Linked DNA regions of Homo sapiens: region 1 is linked to region 2. Evidence: chromatin loops called from intact Hi-C (ENCODE). Cell type or tissue: MCF 10A. All regions are shown on one strand. Each heading gives the region's core, and the rest is flanking DNA. Links, peaks and the distances in the headings are about the cores only. Region 1 overlaps FAM13A (family with sequence similarity 13 member A). Region 2 overlaps FAM13A (family with sequence similarity 13 member A).

Evidence for each region. A loop is a pair of places that touch in the nucleus more often than their neighbours do. Peaks named below come from ENCODE experiments on the same cell type or tissue, not always from the same donor. Only the 100,000 strongest peaks of a DNase experiment are listed, where the experiment ranks them.
Region 1: a loop joins it to region 2, with 9 times the contacts of the local background. A loop is called at or near these places in 5 of 110 quality-filtered maps.

The regions. Positions count from the first base shown.
Region 1 is chr4:88,930,457-88,943,657 of GRCh38, forward strand. FAM13A (family with sequence similarity 13 member A) reads right to left here. Exons shown (of 24, transcript NM_014883.4): 5 at 7,632-7,785. LOC105377327 (a long non-coding RNA gene) reads left to right here. Exons shown (of 4, transcript XR_938977.3): 2 at 11,124-11,269. Among named protein-coding and RNA genes, the nearest start is that of FAM13A, 120 kb to the right of the region's middle. In MCF 10A, for the core only: no CTCF peak of the experiment used is centred there; a DNase peak (open chromatin) is centred at 7,895.
Region 2 is chr4:88,808,646-88,821,846 of GRCh38, forward strand. The region is part of intron 7 of FAM13A (family with sequence similarity 13 member A); the gene reads right to left. Among named protein-coding and RNA genes, the nearest start is that of FAM13A-AS1, 110 kb to the left of the region's middle. In MCF 10A, for the core only: a CTCF peak has its summit at 10,204 (motif pointing right); a DNase peak (open chromatin) is centred at 10,226.

The sequences.
Region 1 (13,201 bases), core at 5,307-10,306, 120 kb after region 2:
GGTCAGTGGTATCTGTGATTTCCTAGGTGGCTTAGAGTAGTTATTAGGTGAGGCTGTGGTGAAGCTTTGCTGGGGACTTGGACATCAACTAAGCCAGTATTTGGGCCCTGGTGGTGGCAGCAATGGATTAAGTGTCCCTGTTTTTAGGCCCCAGAGCAGCTTACTTTAGCTTGCTGCAGCATTAGTGGGTCCTGGAGGGCTGATTCTTGGGCCTCCTGGTGGCTTTCACAGAAGCTAGTTGTGAGAGTATTGGGCTACATGTGTGAGTGGGCTCTTAAGGTCCTAGGCAACTGAAGTGGTATGGGTGATGGCATAGCAGTGGTGGAGCAACCCACTGGCCCCCAAGTGGTCTGTGTTAATGTTGCTGAAAGCAACAGTGAGTGGGGCAGCCTATTCTGCAGTCCCACAGCCGCTTATAGCAAGGTGATATGTATTGTCCTAAGCTTAGGAGAGCTTGCTCTTTCCTGTCCTTCCCATGGCTAGGTGATGAGTGCAGCCATGTTGCCTCAAACTTGGCTTAACAGTGAGGCACAGCCTAGTGTTAAACTCTCAAAATGGTGCCTTGGGCCTGGGACCAGAAAGAGTGGGGTCCCTCTCAGGCAAGAAGCCTGGACAAGAAGCTGTGGGGAGTGCAGTCCACTCACATCTCAGTCTCAACAGCAGCTCACAGCAGGGTGGCAGGGACCCTCCCATGGGTGCATGGGAGTGCTTGGTTTCCCCTCTCTCTCCTTGGAGCAATGTGGTGGCAGCAGCTGTGTCTGTAGATGATGGGTATCTAGGCTACTCTCAAAGTGGCATCCAGATGAGGCTGCTCTAGGCTTGGATGCCTGTGGGATTCTGTGTGGGTTCCCTTTCTGGAGCTCCATGTGTCAGGGTAAAGGCCCTAGTGGGTTGAGAGTTTTTCCTATATCCAAAACTATAAAAGCCTGTTCCAGAGTGTGGAGCCCTGGGGGTTTCTCTTTCACTGTTTCCCCATGTCCAGGAGCCTCTCCTGGCTCTCAGTCAGTCCCTGGCCATGCAGGCTGCCTCAAACCCTCTCCTTACTTATCTCTGGTGTTTCCCATCTCTTCTCTGGTGAATCCTAGTGTCTTCTCCTAGACAATCTGTTCAAAATGTATCTACTTACTATTCTGGTCCCTCTCTGTGAAGGAGACATATACTACTGGGTCTATTCAGCCATCTTGATCTCAACTCTATGATCTGTCATGCTATTTAATCATTGCATTTTAAAAATACATCATTTAACTTTTTTTAACCTCCAAATTCAGAATCTACCTAAAAATTATAACTCACGATCAAAAGAAGGATTTGTTCTGAAGAAAGGAACAAATGAATTCTAAATAAGTGCCACCTCTGAGTTTCATAAATGCTCAAAATGATAACATATAGATTTTGGTGGGTACAAGCTAGTCATTCTCACTATGTAAGTTTACCTACACAAAAGGAGAGATAATACAATCAGATTACAAAGAAGCAAACAACAAAAAGCCAAAAACATCTTTTATTTCCTGTTATAACTCTCCTGCTGCTCAGAAGGTTCTAATATTCTTGAGGGGCTACAGAAGAGGTTAGGAATAGTGAAGACATATAGGAGTCAGAAGAACAGAGTTCAACTACTTTCCTGACACTGACACTAAGTTGCTACAGTACATACTCATTAAATGAAAACACATATAAAAGCTCATGGCACTGATGGCCTCAGTTAAATCTCTAAGATTTTGGTTATTTCTCTACTTTGCCTCTAATCAGTACTTTCTTGATTTCAAAACCCAGCTCTGTCATTTACTGTTGTGTGATCTTAAGCAATTTATCATTACATTTCCTCATCTGTAAACCAGTATTAAGATCAATTACTTGTGAGGTTACTGTCAGTAGTAAATGAGATACATATATAGAAGAATTTGGCACAATGTCTAGCATAAAGCCCTATTCTCCCTTTTGCCCCTGTGTTCCTACACTGAGTTTGTTTGTTTCTTTTAGACTGTAAGGTCCCCCAAGGACAGGGACATGTCTTATTTATTTTCTGAAGCTCTCCAGCACTTAGTACAAAGCTTTGCCCAGAGTAGTTTTGCATTAAATAAGAAAAAAGTGAATAAACATTTGTTGAAGTTAATTGTGCTTAGGCTGTGGCCCTAAATGAAAATGGAGACACATGCAATGTTTTTGAGCATGAAAAAGATATGGGAAATGGTTTAGGAAGTTTCTGTGATATATCAGTTTATATGGTAAGTGACTTTGATTCTACATAAACAATATTAAATTTTTTGACCGGAAAGTCAAATACACAAAAAAATGAGCTTTGTGGTCAAACTTGCCATAACATTTATTAATGTGGGCACTTCCTTCGAACTAATCGCTATGGAAGGCCATTCTAATATTTTGCTTTGCTCAGAGCATTTGTTAGTAACTGTTTTGAGAGTTTGCTTAAAAGTCATATAAGAAAATCAACATAATTATTTTATAGCCAGATTTAAATTTTAAACCCAAAAGTTAACATATAATCAGCACTCCTCAACTTAGTGATATGCCATAGGTTAAAATGACTATTGATTACTTCCCACAATCAAATAAAGCATTAAAGTACGAAGATTTCCCAGTCCAATGATATACAGAAAAATATGGTATATGAATGACATATATATGCTCTGAAGACAACTTTAAAATTCCAAAAGATATAATGAGCAACAGCAACACTGTCTAATAAAGAAAGTCTTATAACATGTTTATCTGGAATAGGCTCATATTCATCTAGATATTTCTAGATAGATACTTAGCAATATGCTCATCACATTATTTTATAGGATGCATATATATGAGGTTTGCATGAACCCTATTACATATATATTCATAACTCTTATACACAAACTGGACAACAAGACAAACCAGGCTCATAGACTACTGTCCCCCTCAATATCTGCCACCCTTCTGGGTAAATTCAGGGTCAATAAGGAGAAACCATCAATATCTTTATCTCCCATCTCTTTGCCTTCTCCTTTCCCATAATTTTCTCTTCTCCTTCACTTTAGTCCCTCATGCTCATAAACCCAATCTAAGCCTTATTTTCACTCCAGATAGCTCAACCTCCAAAATCAGTAATGCAAACCTCCTATTTCCTGTTTTCAGCCCCTATTCTTCTAGCTTGCTTGCTCATCTACTTCTGCCTCAAACATTCTTTAGCCTAACTACAGTCTCTAGTACCTCCTTTTGTATTGCTGTTGTATATCCTAGCTTACCTTCAGATCTTCTCATCACCTTCATTACCATCATCCATGCCCAATTTACCATTGTTTTTACCTGGACTACTGTAATAAACTCCTAATACATTGCCCTACTTCTGCCTATCCCTTTCAAGAACCTAGTAATCTTTTTAATACAGAAGTCACAACGTAGCACTCTTCTGCTTAATACTGACTAATAGCTTCACTTAGAGTAAAAGTCAAAGTCCTCAAAATGATCTATGAATAGACACAATCTGCTGATCCCTTGTTTCCTTTGTGGCCTCATTTCGTTTCAATTCCATCTTGCTCATGGTAATCCAACTGTACTGGCCTCTCAACTGCTCATCAGACCAGGTATATTCACATCTCAAGACCTTTGTACTGCTCTTCTCCTTGCCTGGAATACTCTTCTCTCAAGTGTCTTCATGGCTTGCTCCCTTGCTTCCTTCAAGTCTCTACTCAAACGTTTTCTTGTCAATGAAGCATTTTAACTGTCCTATTTAAATAAGCAAAGGCCAATCCTCTACTTCTGCCTTTCCCTGCTTTATTTTACTTCACAGAATATATCACCATCTGACATACTACATATTTTCTTTTCTTTTTTATTGGCTGTTGTTTAGTGTATTTCCATGAGAATATAAGAATCATAAGAGCAGAGATTTTCATCTATTGTTCAGTATGCCTAGAACAATGCTTTGCTCCTAGTAGGCACCGAATAATTATTAACACTTGGATTTAATGAATTCAACGTATAGTCCATGGTCCATTATTTTATCCATACTTTTCTCACTAAATTTTGTGTATGTAAATATCTGGATGATTAAGTTATTTCTTGAATGGGGCTTCACTAGTGTCTGGATTTAGAACACCTTCTGAAGAGAAAATCTAGAATTATCCTGCAGCTGGAGAAATTAGACTGTGGCTGTTAGATGCCTACTGGAAAGATGTGCTTCTCCTAACCCAGTTATTCAGAAATACAGCTGTAACCTTTCATTTTGACAAAATAAAAATGTTCCTATGTAAATTCCCTTCTTGAAACCTATAAAAACAAAACTAATGAAAGAGAGAAAAGAAACCTCCAACTTAAGTGAAGTAAGAGATGGCCATAACTGTGGACCACTGACTGTGAAGACTATTTGCCAAATTCAACAAAATGTAGGCTAAAATGCCAAGGGCCAACATATACATTCTCATATTTCTCCAAATGTCACAGGGCTAAGAGGTCTATCCAAAATTTCCTTCACTGGAGTAACTAGATCTAGTCAACATGGCCAAACCATTGCAGAATCTGGAAAAACTCTGTAGGGACCTAGGTTCACTCCCAAAGAATGGCAGGGAAAGCAAAGTTGAAGGGGAAGTCATACTGACAAAACTTTTCCCCTTATTGTTACCTTGGCCTTCAGACAGAGGAAGTCTGTCTTGAAGTGAGGCTGATGAATGTGCTGTAGATGCCATGATCAATTTTGCAGCTACTGACCAGAGTCAGCTGAACAGAAACAGACATTAGGCTTTGATAGCCTATGACAGAAAAAGACTCCATCTTCCAATACTCTGGTCAAAGTTCTTTATCTAGGTCCAAATACAACCGAACATATTTCTCTGGGCCCAAATCTCCGTTTCACATGCAAGAATATATAAGAAACTTCATTCAACACTTTATGACTCTGTTCTCCAAACTGGGATATACAGAGGTATGTCAGTGTTTATGTTTAGTCCTTTTCCCCACTTAAAAGCCTTATATCTAAGTCATTTACATGAGACTTGCCTTATTCCCAACTCATATATTTTATGTCCCTGTTACTCTTGGGTCTTTATCATTTACTTTGCGCCCATTTCCTATCTTTATATTCATCCTTCCAAAAACTGAACTCATATGAAAAAATGAACAGAAAGATAACTTTTCTTTAATTACCTTCTCATTTTTCTTCTTTTTCAGTATATTAATAGTTTCATTCTGAGATTCTCAATTTCTTTTAAGCCCATCTACCTTTTAGTTTCTATCTAATGTTTCTATGATCTTTACAATTTTCAAAAAAGTCTGTTTTCTAAGCATTGTCAATGTTTACATATCTAAATGTGGCTAACATATTCTCCTTTTATTACTATGAACTCTAAAATGGCATTGGCACATCCTTTTGAAATGATTTCCATAACTTCTATTTCATCCTTACTCGTTACGATTAAGTCCAGAGAATCACACCCCTTGTCACATTCTCTACTTTCTCAAAGAAGAGACTATCAGCGAGATCAGTTAAAAAAAATGCATTAAAATTCTGCTTTGGCAGAATGACACTTCCAGAGAATATAAATGTAGTTTCTAATCATGACATTTATCTGCCTCTAGGCCGATCTGAAACTTACATTAAAAGAGCACCATTTTATATTCTTCTTCATCTACCTAAGACATCTGTATTTGGCTCCCACAGAATTATGTCTTATATTATATTCTCATACGATGTTCTCCACCAGCCTTAAACCTAGTCACTCAAGGATTTCCAAGCAGGGCACTCTTCCACAGATCTCAACAGGTGTTATTTTACTTGCACAGCAAATAACATCTGTGTTAGTCTGTTTGTGTTGCTATAAAGAAATACTTAAGGCTGGGTAATTTATTTCAAAAAGAGGTTTAATTGACTCACAGTTCAGCAGGCCATACAGAACATCTGCCTCTAATGAGGCCTCAGGAAGCTCACAATCACGGCAGAAGAAGAAGGGGAGCAGGCATATCACATGGCGAGAGTGGGAGCAAGAGTGAGGGGGGGAAGTGCCACACACTTTTAAACAAGCAGGTCTCCTGTGAACTCACAGCAAGAACTCACTCATCACCAAGGGGATGGCACTAAGTCATTCACGAAGGATCCGCCCTCATGATCCAAACACCTCCCACCAGGCCCCAGCTCCAACACCAGGGACTGCGTTTCAATATGAGATTTGGAGGGGACAAACATCCAAACCATATCAACTTCCCATTGGCATATTCCAGCAATTAGCTTTATCTCAGCAAGTTTGCCCTGCCTAAGATTATATTTATCTATTTCCATTATACTTCAGGTTCACCTTATTATTTTATCTGCCCTAGTAAAAAGGTATGAGTGTTAAAAATTGTTTATAAAAGATTTTTAAAATATTTTATTTTTAATTATCATTATAGGTCCTTTAATAGTTGTACATATTTATGGGGTATATGTGATTGAGAGATGCTGCTGAAACAAAGTTAATTACCTTTTAACATTTTAAAAAGAGATCCTTTTCAAAGTACCATAGGCACTAGAGGAACAAACTTGAGGGCGATTTTTTTCTATTTAAAAAATCATTTAACTTTTCTGAGGCAAAACTGAAGTAATGTTGTTTTCTTATTTTTTCTTGTGAATCACTGACATTTTTTTCAGCTACCGTGTTATTTCTAACTCAGATTTACAACTGATAGTCTCCAATTATCTCATTTTATCATTTTAACTGAGCAAACTAGAAAATCTAGTTTTAGATCCTTTTGTAGGATGCTACTTGATACTCAAACCATTTTAACCTTTCTTCAAAGTCATGGCCTCAACTGGGAGAAGAGATGAAAACATTCCTTTAAGTGCCCAAACCAAGTGCCTCTGATTTTATCATTCATTGCTATATGAATCAGCAAAGAGTATGTTATGGTCTGTAAACCTGATAAGCTTCAAGAAACCTCCTGAGGAAATCTCATACCAGCTCCATCATGATTCACCTCAATATAAATGACGACGAAATAAGATAACTTCCTTATTTTCCCACATCTAGGGGATTTGTTTGGATGTTTACCCTCTGATTCTCAATTCTAGGTCTTTGGAGACCTACAGGCATTTACCTAATATATACAGGGTATATTATAAAATTATCAATGTATAAAAAGATTTAGATAGTATTGTCAAGGACTCCTTTATAGGTTTTTAAAATATTCTCCTTTACTGATGATTGTTACCAAAAACTAATATATGGGACTTAGAATCTGAGGTTGGGCTTCAAATTGTGCCAGACACAAAAGAGACAAAAAGACACAGTAATATTGTCTTCAGGAATTTGCAATCTAGTTAGTAACCTAGCACTCCTGATCACAGCCATATGCACTTATTCCTGCTGTAACATCAGGCTTCTGTAGTAAAGGTGGTGCGGCCAGTTGATCAGAGCACTGGGCTCATGCAAGTGTTTTTGAGATGACTTTATAGCAACAAGAAAACATAAAATTGCTATTATTCTTGAATTTTAGAAGGCTATATTTCAATTTAATAAGCATTTGGAATAATAGATTTCATAAGAAGGATTCACTATACACAGGAATAATAATCTGAGGGTTATATCCATATGGAATTTTTATGAGAAAGAATTAAATAAAATCTTCTGTCCAAAATTATAGCAATACTGAAAATTAAAAACCAAGTTGCTTACTTTTACTATGATAAGCCTAGCCAGGTTTTCACATCTCAGATGATCATTTTCTGTATACTCTACTTCAAACAGGGTATTGTAATTTTCTAGAATTTTAGCCATTATCTTGTTGCACAGGTCCTGTTCCTTCATGCCTTCAAGCCCAGGTGGCACACTAGAAACAAGAAAGGGAAAGAGAGGAATTACTTAGTAAACACAACAGTGCCTGCTAGCTGACTCAGACTTGTATTTTGAAATCTCCTGAATAATTAGCCTTATAGGGATGCATGGGATTTTCAACAAGCTCTTTGGTAACATGCATGACATTGTTGGGGCAATTGGAGAGTTCCCAAGTTCTGAATCAATAGCTTGGGCTGAATAAGAAAAATATAGGCTGTTCAGGAAGAAGATAGAGATGAACACTGAGGCCAGTAGTACTTTGAATATATTAAAAATTATTACACATAATAGTTATATAAAAGTAAAAAAAGAATGAGGGTTTTCATAACAGAAATAGCCACACAAATAATAGCAACACAATCTTTATTTAAGGCTTTCTTAGATAATGCACAAAAAGTACAAACCTTAAAGGTAGAAATGAATACTTCTGGGGAAAAATAATGATAATTGTTGAGCTAAGTGATGAGCGCATGGAAGGTCTATTACACTATTCTCTCTTCTTTTGAATGTACTTAAAATTATTCACAATAAAAATAGTTGAAAATATATCTGAATACAGAATATCCCATAAACAAGGTAAAAAGATAATTTACTGGTAAACTTCTTCAGTAACATGTATAACTGACAAAGATTAGTAGTTACACTATGTAAAGAACTCCTACTAATCAACAGGTAAGTCCAAAAGAAAAAGAGACAAAAGACATGAGTTGGAAATGTTGCAGAATAGTTAATAACCTTATGAAAAGATACTTAGCTTCACTGAATAACCAGAGAAATACATTTAAAAAGCACCACTTAGGTCTCATTTACTACTTATCTGTATTAATTTTCTGAGGCTGTTGTAACAAATTACCATAAACTAAGTGGCTTAAAACAACAGAAAGTATTGTCTTCCAGTTCTGGAGGCCAAAAGAACAAAATCAGTATCACTGGGGCAAAATCAAGGTGTCAGCTGGGCTATACTCCCTGTGAAAGCTCTAGGGGAGAAGCTGTTCCTTGCCTCCCCTAGCTTCTGGTGGCTGCCAGCATTGCTTGATTATAGGTGCATCACATCAATCTTTAACCAGGGCCAGCATCTGCAAATCTCTCTCTGCTCCACCATCACACGGCCTTCTCTACATGTGCTTAATCTCCCTCTACCCCATTCTTATAAGGATACACGTGATTGCATTTCATGTCCACTCCCCTATCCCTCAAAAATTCAGGATAATCCTTATATCTCAAGATCCCTACCTTAATCACATCTGCAAAGATTCTGTTTTCCAAATAAGGTAACATTTACGCATTCCAGGGATTATGATATCTTTAGGAGATACTATTTAACCTACTAGACTATCTTGGGATACGCACCCTAAGGTCTCCTACACTTGGGTGTAGATAGAACCTGTGACTTGCTTCTGATCAATATGATTTGGCAAAGGTGATAGGATGTCGCTCCCATGATTGTGTCACAATGGATGAAACTCAGAAAACTGAAGTGAGAGATTCTCCCATCGGCCTTAAAGATATAAGCAGTCAAGTTGTGAGATGGCTGTAAGAGGATCACATGGCAGGGAACTATGGGACTTCAGTGGGGCTACAGCCATAAGAACACAGTAAGATGCTAGGGTCCTTAGTCATGCAGCTGCAAAGAAATGAACTCTGCCAACAACTTGAATGAGCTTGGAAGCAAATCATTCCCCAAACTCGAGCCTTTAGATAAAAACGCAACCCAGTTAATACTGTGAATTTGGCACAGTAAGATCAAGAGCAGATGATTCAGTTAAGTTGTGCCCAGATTCCTGACCCCTAGAAATTGTGAGATAGCAAATGTTTGTTGTTTTAAGCCACTAAATGTGTGGTAATTTGTTACACTACCATACAGAGTTTGGTACCTGGGAAGGGGATGCTGCTGTAACAAATATCTAAAATGTGGAAGTGGCTTGGGAACTGGGTAGTGGAAGGAGACTGGGCAGCATCATAGAGAAGGCCTAAAATGCCTTGAACCAGTTCTTAACTGACCCCTGGACCTTAAGGACACCACTGATGAGGGCTCAGAGGGAAATGAGGAATATGTTACTGGAAATTGGAGCAATGGAGACCCTTGTGATGGTGGCAGAAAACTTAGGGAAATTGTATCCTATAGTTACTTGAGAAGATCAACCTGTAAGCAATAGCCTTAGCTATACGGTTAACATTATTTGCAAGCAATGGTTTGAAAGTGCCACCTAGTTTCTTCTTACCACTTACAGTAAAATGCAAGAGGAGAAAGAAAGACATTGGGAGAACTTATACAAAAATGAAAGGGGACATGATTTTAAAAATTTTCAGACTCTCCAAATAGAAAAGACACTAAAATTAAGAAATTCACTGTCAAGAAAGCAAGCTCTATAGAAAAAGTTGAGGGTGTGACTATATAGACTTTTGCTAAAACCTCAGAAAGATCAAAAGCTGGTTTTATGCAGTCAGGCAAAGGTCCCTTTCAAGTGATGAAGGGTGTGCCTCACAGATCCTGTCGATCAAATCAGAGGGCCTCTAGGAACTGAAAAGCATCATCCCTCAGCCATTGTAGCATGAGATGGAAAAGGGATTATTTTTAAACGATCTGTGGATATGCCTTTCTTATAATGAAGTGAATCTCTATAAAATCCACAGAAGACTCACAGAGTTTTATTTCAGCAAAAACACTGCCAACGTGGAATCAAAGGGACAGAGAGGATACAAAATGAAAGGATGATGTTGGCACCCCCAAATTCTATTGGCAGGAAGCAGGTTGATAAAACTACTCAGCTGCAAACATGAGTAGTTTCATTAAAAATAAATCATGACTTAGAGGGCAGAACCAAGAATCTAGAGGGCTATTACATAAAAATCATAGGAGACCATTGTTTTGGACTAAGCACAACAAACCAGATTAAAAATCGAAATGGAGTCACCCATGCTAAAATTCCACATCACCAAATCAAAACTAAGTTGTTATCTGACTTTCTAAAATCAGGAAAGAGAGAAAATATCCAACTTCCCAAACAGGAGCTTCAGTTGGAATGAATAGCGAAGTTTCCTGTTTTAATCCTTAACCTGAAATAACCTAATGTTAACCAAACAGTTATTTTTCTATTGTTGTGTCTCCCAGCTCCCACCATACAAGGAAAGTAACTTTAAAATGACCGATCCACTTTTTGTTCTTTGCTTCTGCTTTCTTAAGGCCTTTTTCTGTCTATAAAACCAACCTTGTTTGACTCATTGGGACACTTATTCTACTTAATGGAATGAAGTATTGCATGATTCTAGAACTGCAAATAAAGCCAATTCAGATCTTTAAACTAAATTTGTTGTAATTTTGTCTTCTGACAGATATGGTGACCAGTGAAGGGACCTGAATGAAGGTTACTGATGTCTCTGAGACTCCTTGAGGAACACAGAAAAGATGCTGCTAACCTCCCCTTTAAGTGGTGGGGGGTGGGTCCCCTGTCTTCCTCCTGGAGCCCTGAGAATCCTGTGTAAGTTCCTCTCAGGTCTGGGCTCTGCTCTCTTTTGTAATTGAGTACTCTGATCTCTTTGGCTTTTGGGGTACCAACAGGTAGTTTGTGCTATGGCAGGGCACATAACCTTTGGTTTGCAGTGACTGAAGAGTCATTGGCAAAAAAAGATGCAGTTTTTAAGGTAACTGCCGTCAGTTGCTCTAAGTGGTTATTACTGCAGGGGGGCTCTTTATTTCTTCTTTTCTTGTGTGCTGAGATTTCAGTGCCAAAGCCATCTTGGCTCTAAGACCCAAGATCCAACATAAAAATGAGATCCCTAATTTCTAAAGATGTCAGTACTCTGCCTTCTGGTACACCTGACTTTCTCATGAATAAAAATTATGGCCACAGAAGCTGCAAAGAATTACAAAAGTGGCAAAATCTTACTAAAGATAATTCAGAATTACAATGGTCATTATATGAAATATCCTAGATGAAAAAAACTGTTTTCTAAGAGGTGCACTTGAATCCCAAGCCTCTTGAATTAGGCAGAGAGAATGGGATTGTTATTCTAATTGACATTTAGAAATGTCAAAGAGGCTGGGTATGGTGGCTCATGCCTATAATCTCAGCACTTTGGGAGGCTGAGGTGGGCGGATCACCTGAGGTTAGGAGTTCGAGACCAGATTGGGCAACATGGTGAAACCCCGTCTCTACTAAAAATACAAACATTAGCCGGGTGTGGTGGTGCAGGCCTGTCATCCCAGCTACTTGGGAGGCTGAGGGACGAGGATCACTTGAACCCAGGAGGCAGAGGTTGCAGTGAGCCGAGATCACGCCGTTGCACTCCAGCCAGGGTAACAGAGCAAGACTCCATCTCAAAAAATAAATAAATAAATAGAAATGTAAAAAAAAAAAAATAGGGTTCTAAAATTGCTTTTAAAGAAATGTATTGTGAAGGCTAATAAAAAGCTAACAATGCAAGATATCACCCATACCAAAGACGGTAAAGCCCACCTGACTCCTACTGCTCCCTTCTTTCCTACCTTGCCTGAATATTCGTAGGCTACTAACTCTCCGAATTGCCTATTTTCTTTGAAAAAAATAGTCTCCTTACAAGGTGAAAAATTGAGCTTTGATATCAACAATACACTGATGCAAAACTAGTATTTGGTTTCCTGTTTTAAAACAAGGTTTTCTTTAGTATTTATCTGCTCTTAGTAAAAAATGGTGAGAACTTCTAGGTAACTGGCCTAGGAAACAAATAATCTGAGTCTTATCAAAATAATCCCTGTGCCTCATATTTTCCTTCTTAGGTTATTGATTACTTAGGAAAACTTAATCTCGTCTGTACTAAAAGAGTTAAGGTTTTCTACAATGATATAACTGCTTTTGAAAATCTTACAATTATGACTTTGGTTAAATGAATGACTATTATTCACAGTGATTTGTGATCCTATTATTGATAAGCGTTTTGAACTTTTATTTTTGACAAACTTCCCAAAATTGAATTCAAAATTAAGTCATTTTGATCACAAACTAACTTTTGAACATTCCAGAAGGGCTCCTTAAAGTCTCAAAGAGAAATATTAAATCAATTAGGCTTATCTGAGATGTTAAATTATATGTGGAAACACTGTCAAGTAAGAAATGATGTTTAATCTTTGAGTTCCAATTGTATGGATATGTTATTGATATGTGCTCCAAAAACTATATGAGATTTCTATAAATCTGTTGTGCTATCAGTCATAACTTTCTGTTAAAATGTTGTACACCACAGGAATAACCAAACTTGCTTGTCAATTATATCATTATTATAAAGGATTCTCATCATGGTTCTAACATGGCCATTTTAAATCTTGTCCACAGTTAATTGCTTTATTCTGATGCCTTTCTAAAAGCTTTCTGTAAACAACTGTGATCTTAAAGCATGTGTCTTCAAGACGGTTCACAGAAAAGATGGGAGGAACT
Region 2 (13,201 bases), core at 7,285-12,284:
GACAAATTGAAACAACTTAGAATTCATTCGATTTCCTCCTTGGTTACCAGTAAAAACTCCGTGTTTTAATTATTTCCTATTTGCTGACTCTCAATAATGACCAAGCTTAAGCAGCCAATTATAAGTAGTTTACTTAAAAAAAAAAATCAAACATACATTGAGAGATTTGGGCAATCACCTCATTTATGTGATTATGCTTAATGTTCTCAGATACATGGTACTATATTCTCAAAATAACTGCTTGTAGGAAGAACATTTATCATATAGACCTAAATAACAGTCTAAATCTAAGAAGCTACAACTAAGAATGCCAATAACTTAGATATTTTTATCTACGTTTTAGCAGAGTCCTGTCTAACTTATTTTTTATACAGCTTGACATTGGTTAATGCACATAAATAAATGACACCTAGACTGATAATCTCTTCATGAGTTACCCTAATTTCTAAACTGAAGCCACAGAATGCAGTGCAATGCCTATCAGTTTAATTATACAGCAAGCTAAAGGAAATCATGAAAGGCATAGTGTTGTATATGTCTAAGAAAAACCAAATAATGTTGGGAGAATTCCCAGGGCAAGTACCCAGAATGGATCTTCAATTACTCGATCAAACCACCATTCCATTCCATTCCCTTTTTAACTCTCCAATTACTTCAACTTTCTAATTGGTTAATGTGGCTGGCTACCAGAAAATTAACATAATTTGCATATTTAGCCACACACTTTAAATATATTTCTAAGTGGTTTGAGACAGAAGAAATAGTTTGTAAGTGTTCCTTGAATACTGAAAAGTACAGAAAAACAAGTAAATGCTAAGAATTCGGTCCCATTCATTGAAGAAACTAGAAAAACCATCCATGAGGCTTAAAAAACAAAACAAGGAGCAAAAGAGAAAGTGAGGGACAAGTATAAAGAAACAAAAGAAAAGTATAAAGTAAACATTTTTTCAGGAACTCAGGCATTTTCCACATGTGCTACAAATGTAAGGGGAGGAATTTTCTTAGAGAATGATAAGTGAAGTTAGCACATTTTCCTTTCCTTCCTTGTTCTCAAAACATAAAGTGCAACACATGTACTTGAGCATTTTCAATTTATCCACAGTCTCAGTCGTTAACCATGCCCCTTGCCAACTGGGGAGGTACGTGGCAGCCACTGTTCTGTTGCTTAGGTTTTTGGTTTGGTCCCAATCAAGAACATTAAAAAAAAAAAAGTCCCGGTGGGCTTTTTTTTTTTTTCCTGGAAAACAAATGTAAGAGTTTTCGGATCAGTTCATAACTGTTTGCAGCTGTAATTTGTTGCGGGTGGGGGATATTTTACAATTCTTTTTTGTAAACCCAGGCAGCTTTGTTTATAGTTTTATTATTTGCACTTTGTGCCTAAGAACACAACTCTTAGCCAGTAGAAATACAAATTATTGCAGTTCAAGGGCAAATAGATTTTCCAGACCAAAGGTTAAATGCAAAGAGCTGAAGTTGTTAGTATTCACAGAACAGAAATTTTTAGCTAACAGTAAGAGGTATTATTCTGAAGGCAAAACAAATAGACAAAAAGACTTCCAAAGATTTAGATTTTATTCCAATATGATAGAAAAATATTTCTACCAATTTTTGTCTGTTTAGTGGAAATTTGAAATATACTGTTATCAGCTGAATTATGTCACCCCAAAAATATACACTGAAACCATAATCCCTCATACTTTAGAAAGTTATCTTATTTAGAAACAGGGTCTTGACAGAGATGATCAAATTAAAATAAAGTCATTAAGATGGGCCTGAATCTAATATGACTAATGTCCTTATAAAAAGGGGAAATTTGGACACAGAGACAGATATGCACCCAGGCAGAATATCATGTGAAGATTGGAGTTATGCTGCCCCAAGCAACGGAACTATTTGAAGCTAGGGAAGAGGCCTGGAACATATCAAATTCAGATAGAAAAACATGCCTAACAAAGGTGCTTCAATCTTACTTACACAAAGGTTATGCTCTGAAAGTTCATTTACAGGAATGCTAAGACTATAATCAATTTCCCATACTGACATGGGGATTTGGTTTCCAGGCCTGTATTCAAAAGTCTATCTAACCTCTCATTCAAGTGAACTATCCTCATAAGCAGTCGAGATACAATATTTTTTTAAAGTTTTAATGATGATTCAGTTAGAAACACATTTTATATCACGACAGTATACATACATATAAATCAGATATAAATTTCACAAAAATTATTCTTAGTTTGCTGGGATATTTTCTATTTCGTTATTAATATTGGTCACATCCTGCTAAATTGGCTTTATGACCACTAATAGGTCATGACCCACAGAATTAAAAAATACTGTTCTAGAACACTATGCTAAATACACATCTCCCTTGCTTGCTATATAATGCACACTGAATGAATGCTGATGAATTAAGATCTATGTTCTCACAAGACAAAGGGAAAAAACTATTTCTTTCTCTGTCCTACTGCCAAAATCAGCTCTGGACCAAAGAAGTACAGATTTTGCTGAGTGTAGATGGTAAAGAAAAGCAGAGAGAAAATGGGTCTGGATATGCCCAGTAGTGGGCATGATGACGTAGTTGTGGAAGGCCAGGAGGAGCTGACAGAATATCTCCAAATCTCTCTTAAATAGTCTTTCCCTAGTTACACCACAGGACGGTGTCAAGAATGAGACTCAGAGAGACAGTGAAGGACATCATTTTGCATAGGACATGGCCTCCATGGCTCTTCCTTATTTGTACGACTGTGGCATTCTTTATCACCTATTCTGTCTTCTAGAATCAAAGAAATATTATACTTACAGAAAACTAAGGATCATCTCATTCCATTTCAATCCTACCTACTCAGCTAGTGCCAGCTCTGAATGCCCTTCTGATTAACAGCTTGCAATGTCTAAGAAATTGCATGGAGGTAGGGGTATGTGCATGTGGGGGGAAAAGGAACAGAGTTCTTAAGTGGGGGGTGGGAAGAGGAGTTGCTTTACCTTCCATTTGTTTTGCATCTCTTTCTACAGCTAGAAGGTGAAAAGTGAACCATGACTGCCTGCTGATTGACTGACAGTGCACTTCTCAGGGAATCCTCGCTGAGACATGTGTAGAAGTCACAGAATAGAATCTTATTCTTGTTATAGTATTTACATTGTGTTTATAAGCCAACTGTTTTCCTTAACGACTTTTATCCCTGCTATAGTTTAAATGTGTCTCCCAAAGTTTATGTGTTAGAAACTTAATTCCCAATGAAACAGTGTTGAGAGGTGGAACCTTTAAGAGGTGATTACTTAATAAGGGCTCTGCCCTCAAGAATGGATTAATGCTGTTATTGTGGGAGTGGGTTGGTTAGTATGGGAGTAGGTTCCTGGTAAAAGGATGAGTTTGACACTCTCCCCCCTGCTCATTGAGTTCACTGTGTTGCCCTTCTGCCTTCTGCCACAGGATGACAGAGCTAGAAGGCCCTTGTCAGATATGAGACCTTTGAGCTTGGACTTCCCAGCCTCCAGAACTGTAAGAAATAAGTCTCTGTTCATTATAAATTATCCAGCCCATGGTATTCTGTTTTAGTGGCACAAAATGGACTAAGACAATCTCTTACCTCCATATTTGATCAATTACCAAATTGTACGGATTATGTCTCAAAAAAAGGATGTGTCTCTTGAGTCAGATCTCTCCTTTCCATTTCCACTGTATTAGTCTTTCACAGGGGCAATACTATTTCCTTGTTTTCCACACTAGTTCGTCCTTAGCCTCTCCTACTTCCCCACTGCATTTGGGATAAAAATCCAAATGCCTAAATCTGGCACATGAAGTCCCTCCCAATTGCAACCCAACATATCTCTACAAACCTCATTGCACTTTTGCAACTCTTTCCATTTGTACATGTTGTTCTTTCTACCTTAAATCCTTTCTCCACCTCTCTCTGCCTGGTAAATACTTCATCTCTCAGTTCAAGTGTCATCTAATCTGGGAAGCCATCTCTAGCACCCTGGAGAGGGAGTTGCTTCTTCCTCCAGGCTTCAAGACACTTTGTTCATAGCTATAACCGAGTGCTTAGCACATAACACTGAAATTCATGAGCTCAGAGGCTTGTCTCATTTCCAGATTTGTTGTTATCTTTGTAACAACAGCACCTAGCTAGGTACCAAGAACACTGCATGTGCTTAGTAAATGGCTCTTGAATAAAATCACTATCATCAAGATTTTGCTGAGTGCTTGCAGTAGTGTTTGATTAAATATTTTGAAAACATACTGTTTATAATTTGTAAAACTAATTTTGCCTAGGAGCATTCTCTGATATCTGTACATTGATTATTTTAAATTTTCTTTTTCCCATCTATTCAAAACTTAATGAATCTTCAGCTGTGCCATGGGTTTTCTCCCATCCTTACTTAAAGAAAATCATTTCTTTTTTCCAACTGCACAATAAGAGGTGGGAGCTTTGCCATTATGCCCATAATTTTAACACTGTACTCTTTGTGGTATACAGAGAACCCAGAAAATGATATGTTCGGGCAAGGTAATGTTTGAGTATGGCCTTGCCACACACTATATCTGTTTGTTCTGGCTTGAGAGTAGGGGAAAAAAAATTATTTCACTTCACGCCAAACACAAAGATTGTTTGAGGTTTGAAGAAATTTTGGGCAGCTGGAAGCTTTCATTTGTCTTTAAGATCTTGTTCAGAAAAGTGATGTTTATCATTATTATAAACATAAAAACATTGTCTTAGGGAGGCAGTAATTTAGAACGTAAAATACAGTAACGTTCTTTGGGGGGATGAAATTAGTTGATGAGAAAATATTTTTATAACATTAGTAAATAAAGTATTTTCAAATCTTTAGTCACTGAAACAAAATCAAAACAATATGGGGATACCTGTAGAAGGAAAGAAGGAAAAAGAAAATTGTTTTTGCTAACTTCTTTCAATTATTACCTTATTGCAAATTTATTAAGGGTTTGTTAACACAGTTTTAACAGACACATAATTTCCCAAACTGTTAACTCTGAATGTGGAATTCTTGAGACAAAGATGTGCAGAAGGCATGCAAATTATCCTGTCATCCTCTCCCGAACACCCCTCACCTCAGCCAGAGGAGGACTGTGCACAGAAAAATGGGTCAAGGCTTGTTTCTGACATCATCTTGACTTTCCGCTGCTTTTTAGGATGATGAGCAGCAACTGGAAAGTGAATGAAGGTTTGATGTCAACCTACACCTAGACTTTGGGCGCTTCCACAACCACGGGCAGGTGCTCATATGAGAACATTTTCTGAGTGTATTAGAATCCATGATCGATACACAGGCTAAGAAAACACAATCCCAACTTTCACGGAATTTACAGGCTAGCAGAGAAATGGAAACCTGAAATTTGATTATTATAAAAAAAGGATACATAACTACCATTGATTGAGAGCTCACCATAAAAAGCCAGGCTTTGTACAAAGCGTTTACGTGCATTATCTCATTCAATCCTCAAAGACATCATGGAGGAAGGAATTACTAACCAGATTTTTCAGATAAGAAGAACAAGTTTTAGAAAGGTTAATTAACAGGCTGAAGGCCATAGAGGCAGTCAACGGCTGAGGTTCCAATCCAAGTCTGAAGTCAGAGCTCCAGCCCTTCCACTCTGAAGCACTATGCAGTCTGGCAGATTAGCTGAGGCTCAGTTAGATAAGCCACACAGGGAGTGAATTTTGAGGGTCACGTAGGCATTTTTTTGGGAGAAAGATAATGCACAGGAGGAGAACTATGAGAGAGACAGAGAGAGAGAGAAGAGAGAATGTGCTTGGAAAGCATGGGAGAATTAATAACTCGGCAGGTGTGGCAATTGAGGGAGTTCAGCACCAGGGGCGCAGCAGTGACCTGCCAGAAAGCTGACACTGGAGAAACAGGCAGGCTTTTGGGTTTCTATCAAATCAAGGAGTTGAAAAAGAGGAAAGTCACTTATAAAAATAAAACACAGGGTATCAATGGTCTACTCAGGCCAGCATTTAGTTTCTAATTTTAGTTTCAAGAGTTATTTTAACCTAGACAGCGAAATTATTTCTTTTTATAATCATTTTGCTGACTGCAAAATACTGGTATCTATTATGTTTTTTTCTAAACGCTTAATTTTTTTCTCTAGCCTTTCAGTTCCATTCCTTTAATATGATCTGAGTAAAGCAGTTCAATTCTTTATTTTTATTTCTAGTAAGTTCAAGTTTTCTGAAGTCTTTTTTTTGGGGGGAGTGTGACAGGGTCTTAATCTGTCATCTAGGCTGGAGTACAGTGGCATGATCATACCTCACTGCAGCCTCAAACTCCTGGGCTAGAGTGACCCTCCTACCTCAGCTTGTAGGTAGGACTACAGGCATATGCCACCATGCACAGATAATTTTTAAAAAAAATTTTGTAGAGACAGAGTCTCACTATGTTGCTCAGGCTGGTCTCCAACTCCTGGTTTCCAGCGATCCTCCTGCCTCTGCCTACCAAAGCACTGGGATTACAGGTGTGTGCCACCGCACCCAGCTTCCCTGAGTTTTATTCTTAGATTTGATGAGAAGATACCATGTTTTCCTGAGCTTGGTCTTTAAAGGTATTATAAAACATATGTCTTAAACCACCCCCCCACCTCATTATTTTCACTTTGTTACTTAGGCACCTTAATTTTAAAGAGCAACTTCCGAGGCTTCTCCTATCTTATTTTTACCACCCCTGGCCCCACTATTTCCCATTAACATGTCTTTTCTCATGCAAAAACTAAAATCAATTTCCATATCTGGCTTTGGGATAATTTGCACAAGGGTTATAATGTACTATACTTTGGTTCTGGAGTCCGTTATTTGTTTAGCAACAATATTCTAAGTCTATACTTGATATCAGAAGTCAAATTTATTTCAGAGCTTATCTTAAAATGATGGTTTAAAATTTGAAAGGGATTTTAAATTTAGAAATACAGACAAATCTCTTTGCAAGAAAAGGACATAGATCAAAAGATTCATTTACAATTTTTAAAGTGTACTCATGTGTACTTGGTCAAAACAAAGTTCATCTGCCATTTTTATGTGTAAAAATGGACTTGTCATAATTTCCTTCAGTGTATCTCTATCAGCTAAGATATTGTGTGACCTGAAAATGTTTATTATAATCTGAAAACTTTAAAATATTTATTAGAAATTCAATCTTGAACTACGTTTATTTAGAAAAATTAAAGAAGGCTGAATGTAACATTGCTCTTAACATTTTCCATTGACAGATGTATGTTTATCCCTAGTGTATAAACTACTCAGTGTCTATGACAAAACATTCCTCCAAATACAAAATATTAATAGTTGCTATCTGTACTAGGAATAAGAGAATCCAAGTTCTTTTTCTAAAAAAAAAAAAGAAAGGTAAATTCAACTTTTTTGAATAAATCTTTATCTTAAAAAAACCAAAGTAGAATTAATTCCAGATAATTACAAAATAGTCTTTTATCCTCTCTATCATTATATAAGAAAAAAGAAGCAGAAGAGGAAACCTTCCTATTTCAATGTACATATAAAATAGGAACTTCATTTTCCTTAAACTGCATTAATGAATACAGTAACTCTGGGAAATAAACTAAAAACTATTTCCTCTTTCTCAAGGTAAATATCAAATACTCCGCAATGTAAACAGAAGTAGTGTTCCAAATTGTTTTTTCTTTGCACTACAGGAATGCTTATATAATAACTAAGGGTGAGTAAATTACTTGCAATTTTTTAGTATAAGAATATTCCTAGCAATTTATATGGAAAGCTTTAGAAATTATGTCGACAATAGTGTTCTGATATGCTTCCATTAAATTTCTCTGTAGTCTCCAATTCAGCAAGTATTTACTGAGTACCTGCTACGTGCCTAACATAAAAACAACTTAAGCTGCCCTGTCCCGAGTCACTTTTAATCTGTAGTGCAGTAAGTGTCTATATATTAGAGCTCAATGCTAATGGGAGGAAGGTCAGGAGTTCAGTTTCCTCTGCCAGTTAGCTAGTTTTTATCTTTTGAATGACAATAGACTCTTCCCTTTACTAAGCTTCTAATGGGGGAAAACTCCACTATTAATCCCAAATACATGCCATGATCATCAACTTCGTATACAAATGGCTATTCTTTAGACATGTGTGTAGAGTGTTTTCCATTTGTTTCTACATATGTCACTGAACAAGTCATTTTGTTTCCCTGTGTTTGAGTTCAGTCATCTGGAAAATGGAAGCTATAATTTAGATTATCTTTAGGGATCCGTTTGGCTCTAAAATAGAGTCTATATTTTCATAATTCTCAAAAGTTACTTTTGCATATGTTAATAGCAGCATTATTCATAACAGCCAAAAGGTGGAAATAACCCAAATGTCCATCAACTGATGAATGGATAAACGAAATTTGCTACATCCATATATCATAATATTATTCAGCCATAAAAAGGAATGAAGTATTGATACATGCCACAACATGGATGAATCTTGAAAACATTATACCAAGGGGAAGAAACTACTCACAAAAGATTACCTATGATATGATTACATGCAAACTGATGATATGATTACATGCAAACTGTACAACTCTGTGAATATACTCAAAACTATTGAATTGCATATTTGTATGATATGTGAATTATATCTCAATAAAGCTGTTAAAAAATTATTTCTATAGCCAAGCATGGTGGCTCATGCCTGTAATCCCAGCATTTTGGGAGGCTGAGGCGGGTAGATCACTTGAGGTCAGGAGTTTGAGACTAGCCTGGCCAACATGGTGAAACCTCGTCTCTACGAAAAATACAAAAATTAGCTGGGCATGGTGGTGCATGCCTGTACTCCCAGCTACTCAGGAGGGTGAGCCAGGGGAATTGCTTGAACCCAGGAGGCAGAGGTTGCAATGAGCCAAGATCGTGCCACTGCACTCCAGCCTAGGGGACAGAGCAAGACTCTGTCTCAAAAAAAAAAAAAAGTTATTTCTAGTTCTTCTTAAGGTAAGAATAAATAGTGCATTAAAAATGTTTAATACAGAACATACTATTCCATTGGGAATCCATTCTGCACCACAGACAAATGTAAGTTTCATAGGAAAAAATAGGGTGAAAGCTTTGAGAGTTTCAAGAAATTTGGTTCAATTCTATTTTCAACAGTACTTCCTGCAAACCATTCCAGAGGTCATCTTCCAATATTGATGCGATGAAATGCACTGCAATGATATAGCACTACCTGAACTGTGCTAAGCACTTTTGCATTGATGGAATTGAAACTGTATTGCAAGCATAAGAAGACAAAACTAAAAGAAAAGCAACATACCCTTTACATCTGAGTAGTTTCATCATTTACAAAACAAACAAAACAAAACCCACAAAACCAAAACTATCACTTTTTCTTTTTCTTGAGACAGAGTCTTCCACTGTCGCACAGACTGGAGTGCAGTGGCATGAACTCAGCTCACTGCAACCTCTAACTCCAGGGTTCAGGTGATTCTTGTGCCTCAGCCTCCCAAGTAGCTGGGATTACAGGAGCATGCCAGCACGCCCAGATAATTTTTTTTTTTGTTTTTCTTTTTGTATTTTTAGTAGAGACGGATTTCACCATGTTGGCCAGGCTGGTCTCAAACTCCTGACCTCCAGTGATCCCCCCCGGACTTGGCCTTCCAGAGTGCTGGGATTACAGACATGAACCACTGTGCCTAGTCCTATCACATTCTTTAACTCCAAAATCTCCCTCATAAAATAAGTACCTTGGGTGGTATCATCTCTTACAGACAATGAAAATGACCTGCTCAAATTCATATATGGCCAGCTAGCTGTCAGTGTCTATATATGTTTTCTGATGGCAAGTTTACCACTGGTTTGTACTGAATAGTTAACATCTTTACTTTTTCAGTGGTTTAGACAGGATGATCCTAAAATTTGAAAATATCCTCACCTTAGTTCATGTTATCTTCTTTATTTGGAGTAATTAGCAAATATTTGGGCTCCATGGGTAATTAAACCATCATGTGAGAACAGAGCCCACAGAGATCTTATTTGTTCTCACTGACAGTGATAAAGCATAAATTCAGACACACAACCCATAGGCACTGGCCCAGATTTAAAGTGAGGCAGCTTTTAACTCCCTCCCAGACTGTGTTTGTGGAGGGAGAGGGCAGTGCCAGGAGTGCTACCAGAGTGCCAACAAGTTAGGAAAAACAGAGACTTCTAGATAAATTAACTGAAAGGTGTCATCTCCACGAGCAGCAGAGGGCTCTCTAACACCACACAGAAACTCACAAGCTGGCCCAACATTACCTGGGTTCTTCCCTGGTGAACTCCCATACCATCCCCATGTTATCAACGTTTACGTTGGCAAAAGGATATTCTAAAGAGCGATGCTTAGGAAGAACTGATGAATTCTACTGATAAGAAGCTTCAGTGAAACTTTTAGATATTGGGTCACTAATACATGTTTATTAATCGTCTTTAAGTCTTTTTTGAAGAAGAGCCACTGCAATTTGGAATTATGATGTGCTTCACCATCATAAAACAAATATTCAATAATATACACTGGATATCATTATTTGCTACATGAAAAAAATAATTACATAGACATGATTGATTTCAGCTTCTCACTTTGGTAGACAAACCCAGGAAAGAACAGGATGCCAACACATGAAAGCAGATGTCAATGCACTGAAATCAAAGGAATCCACATCAATCATCAGCACTCACAGGTTCATAACTTCATCTCATCTGCCATCATTATTCCTTGTGGATATAAATTCAGTTAGTTTACTGGAAAGTTAGTCTAGCAAATTAAAATACTGCAATGAAAGTTGAGAGTTTTGTCATAGCTATGACTCAGAGTTAAAATTTTGTATCTTAGCCTGCTTGAGTCTTTCTATACATAAAATAGAGATCCTTACCTACATCCCCACAATACCTAAGGGGAAGAAAACTCAATGAAATATGAATTGTACAAAGAGCCTGTGGTACAAACTAGGCCTGAGATCTGACAAAACAGATTATCTCATTAGTGACAGAAGGTAAATTTAGTCACCTGAGAAAACTTATATTTCAATTCTTAGTTTAATATAGTTTCTCCCTCCCTTTATTTCTGATATTATTTTATTTTTCTCAAGGAACTTTTTCCGATGCTAAGAATATCCATATAAGTTGATACACTATGTTGAGTTTCATTATTAGCTATAAGTAGTATGTAAATATTTTAGTATTTTAAAAAATAACTGGGACTGTTTAATTATCTCAATAGAGATAGTTAATAAGATCCTGTCTTTAAGCCATGTAGTGAATCATTAAGAACTGAGGACTTTACAGAAGGTTGTAATTTAAACATTCAGCCTCTGCCATGTTTTTTCTAAAGATCATGAGTTTCTAAACAGCCAACTCCATCCTGGAAACTCTGCCAATAACATTCAGTAATAAACAGATAGCAAGACACATTTTATTTCATTTTTAGTTTTTGACCTTATCTGTCATTCTCATCTTGGCTACAGATTAGCAGTAACAACGTATCTTCTATACACTCTCACAATACGCTAAGAAAGGCTAAAGAGGCATTTATGAAAACTGTAAGTTAAGTAGACATTAGGGTACAAACATGCCCCTAATAAAATCACACACTTACACGGGGTTAAATAATACACAGGATAATATTATCCATCTAGGCACATCTCTATTATTACTATGCTAATCATACTGTGTATTACTGAATTCACCACATGGTACTGTAATTGTCTGGTAATGTGTCTGCATCCTAACTAGCATGTGACCTCTTTGAAGGAGAGCTGTGTCTTAATTACCTTAGGATAACTGGCAGTACAGAGTAGTGTTCAGTCAAAGAGAAAATATTAAACAACACTCTAAGTATGTTTTGTTTTAATAGGTAAAACTGACAATTTAGGAAATGAAAGCATCAATTATGAAAAAATCCTCACATAAGGTCAGATATTAAATATGCTATTTGGAGATGTTGAGTAGTATAATGCTAGATTCCTATATATGCCAGCTGTCACTAGCTTTATAAGCGCTATAATCATTAACTAGAATTTAGATCAGTGTTTCTCTACGAGTGGACCATCTGCATTAGATTTAGGAAGCTTGTTAAAATGCAGATGCTCTCTCTGCTACCTCCAGATTTGGATGCAGTGAGTCTAGGGAAGGAGGGCAACAGGAAGGATTTGATTTGAAAAATAAGTTCCTTAGGTAATTCTCATGCACTCAAAGTATGAGAAGCATTGAACTCTCTGCTAAATACAAACAGTGAGCATGAATTTCTTTAGCTGCTATTTAAAGCTATTCTTTTACACATCCAATTTCAATGTAGTTTCTATCCCTTGGTGCTCTTAAACAGAATGGAACAAAGCACTCCTTCCAAGAATACTGCTAAGGCTCTGGAACCTTCCTGCTTCAGGCCCATAACGGTGGGGAGAGTCCGCAATAGTCATCATTACCACGAGAGTCACAGAAATCAATAGCCAAAGATACCAAACTGGGATTTGAAGAAACAATTACACGTAAGGGCGGGAAAGTTTTCTACACAAATGCTTAAATTCACAAGGCACGCTTAACAAAGACAACCGCACAAACCTGGTCTTTACCTTCAGGAGGTTTATAACCAAAGGTAGGTACAGGCTGGCAGTAAAGATTGCAGGGAAATCAGTCAAATTAAACTCTAAGAGCTGGGTAAACATTGCGGCAGTGAATGCACGTAACAGCGCTCTTCAGAATGGTAATGCAAAGAAACAAAAGTAGCAACTCAACATTCTTGAATGCAAATTCAAATTATTCCTGCATTTATTCCTACTAGGTTCATTAATCATGACTAAAAATACAAAATAATTTACAGGAAATAATGATGGTTTTATTTTAGCTTTAATCGTTTTGATTGCCTAAACAATGTTTTAACAGTATAAAGATCTATTTTCTTCTTAACAATTATTAGAGCATCACATGGCTGGCTATTAGAGTTCAGTAGTAGCCAATATTCTTATCTAGAATACAATTCGCTTAAAACCCTTAAGAACTGATGTCATTATAAGGGGAAAAATGTCTCCAACTTTAAAGTTGGAAACCAAATCAAGACTCCACAAAGTGTTTTAGTCTCTCACAAGCTTTAAGCATGTGGACATTTTCACTGAGTTCACGTAGAAAAATTTTAGATATATTTGTAAACCACTTTCTGCTCCCTTGGATTCTTAATTTTTACAAAAGGAACTCTTTGGACACCCCCATCAGGTT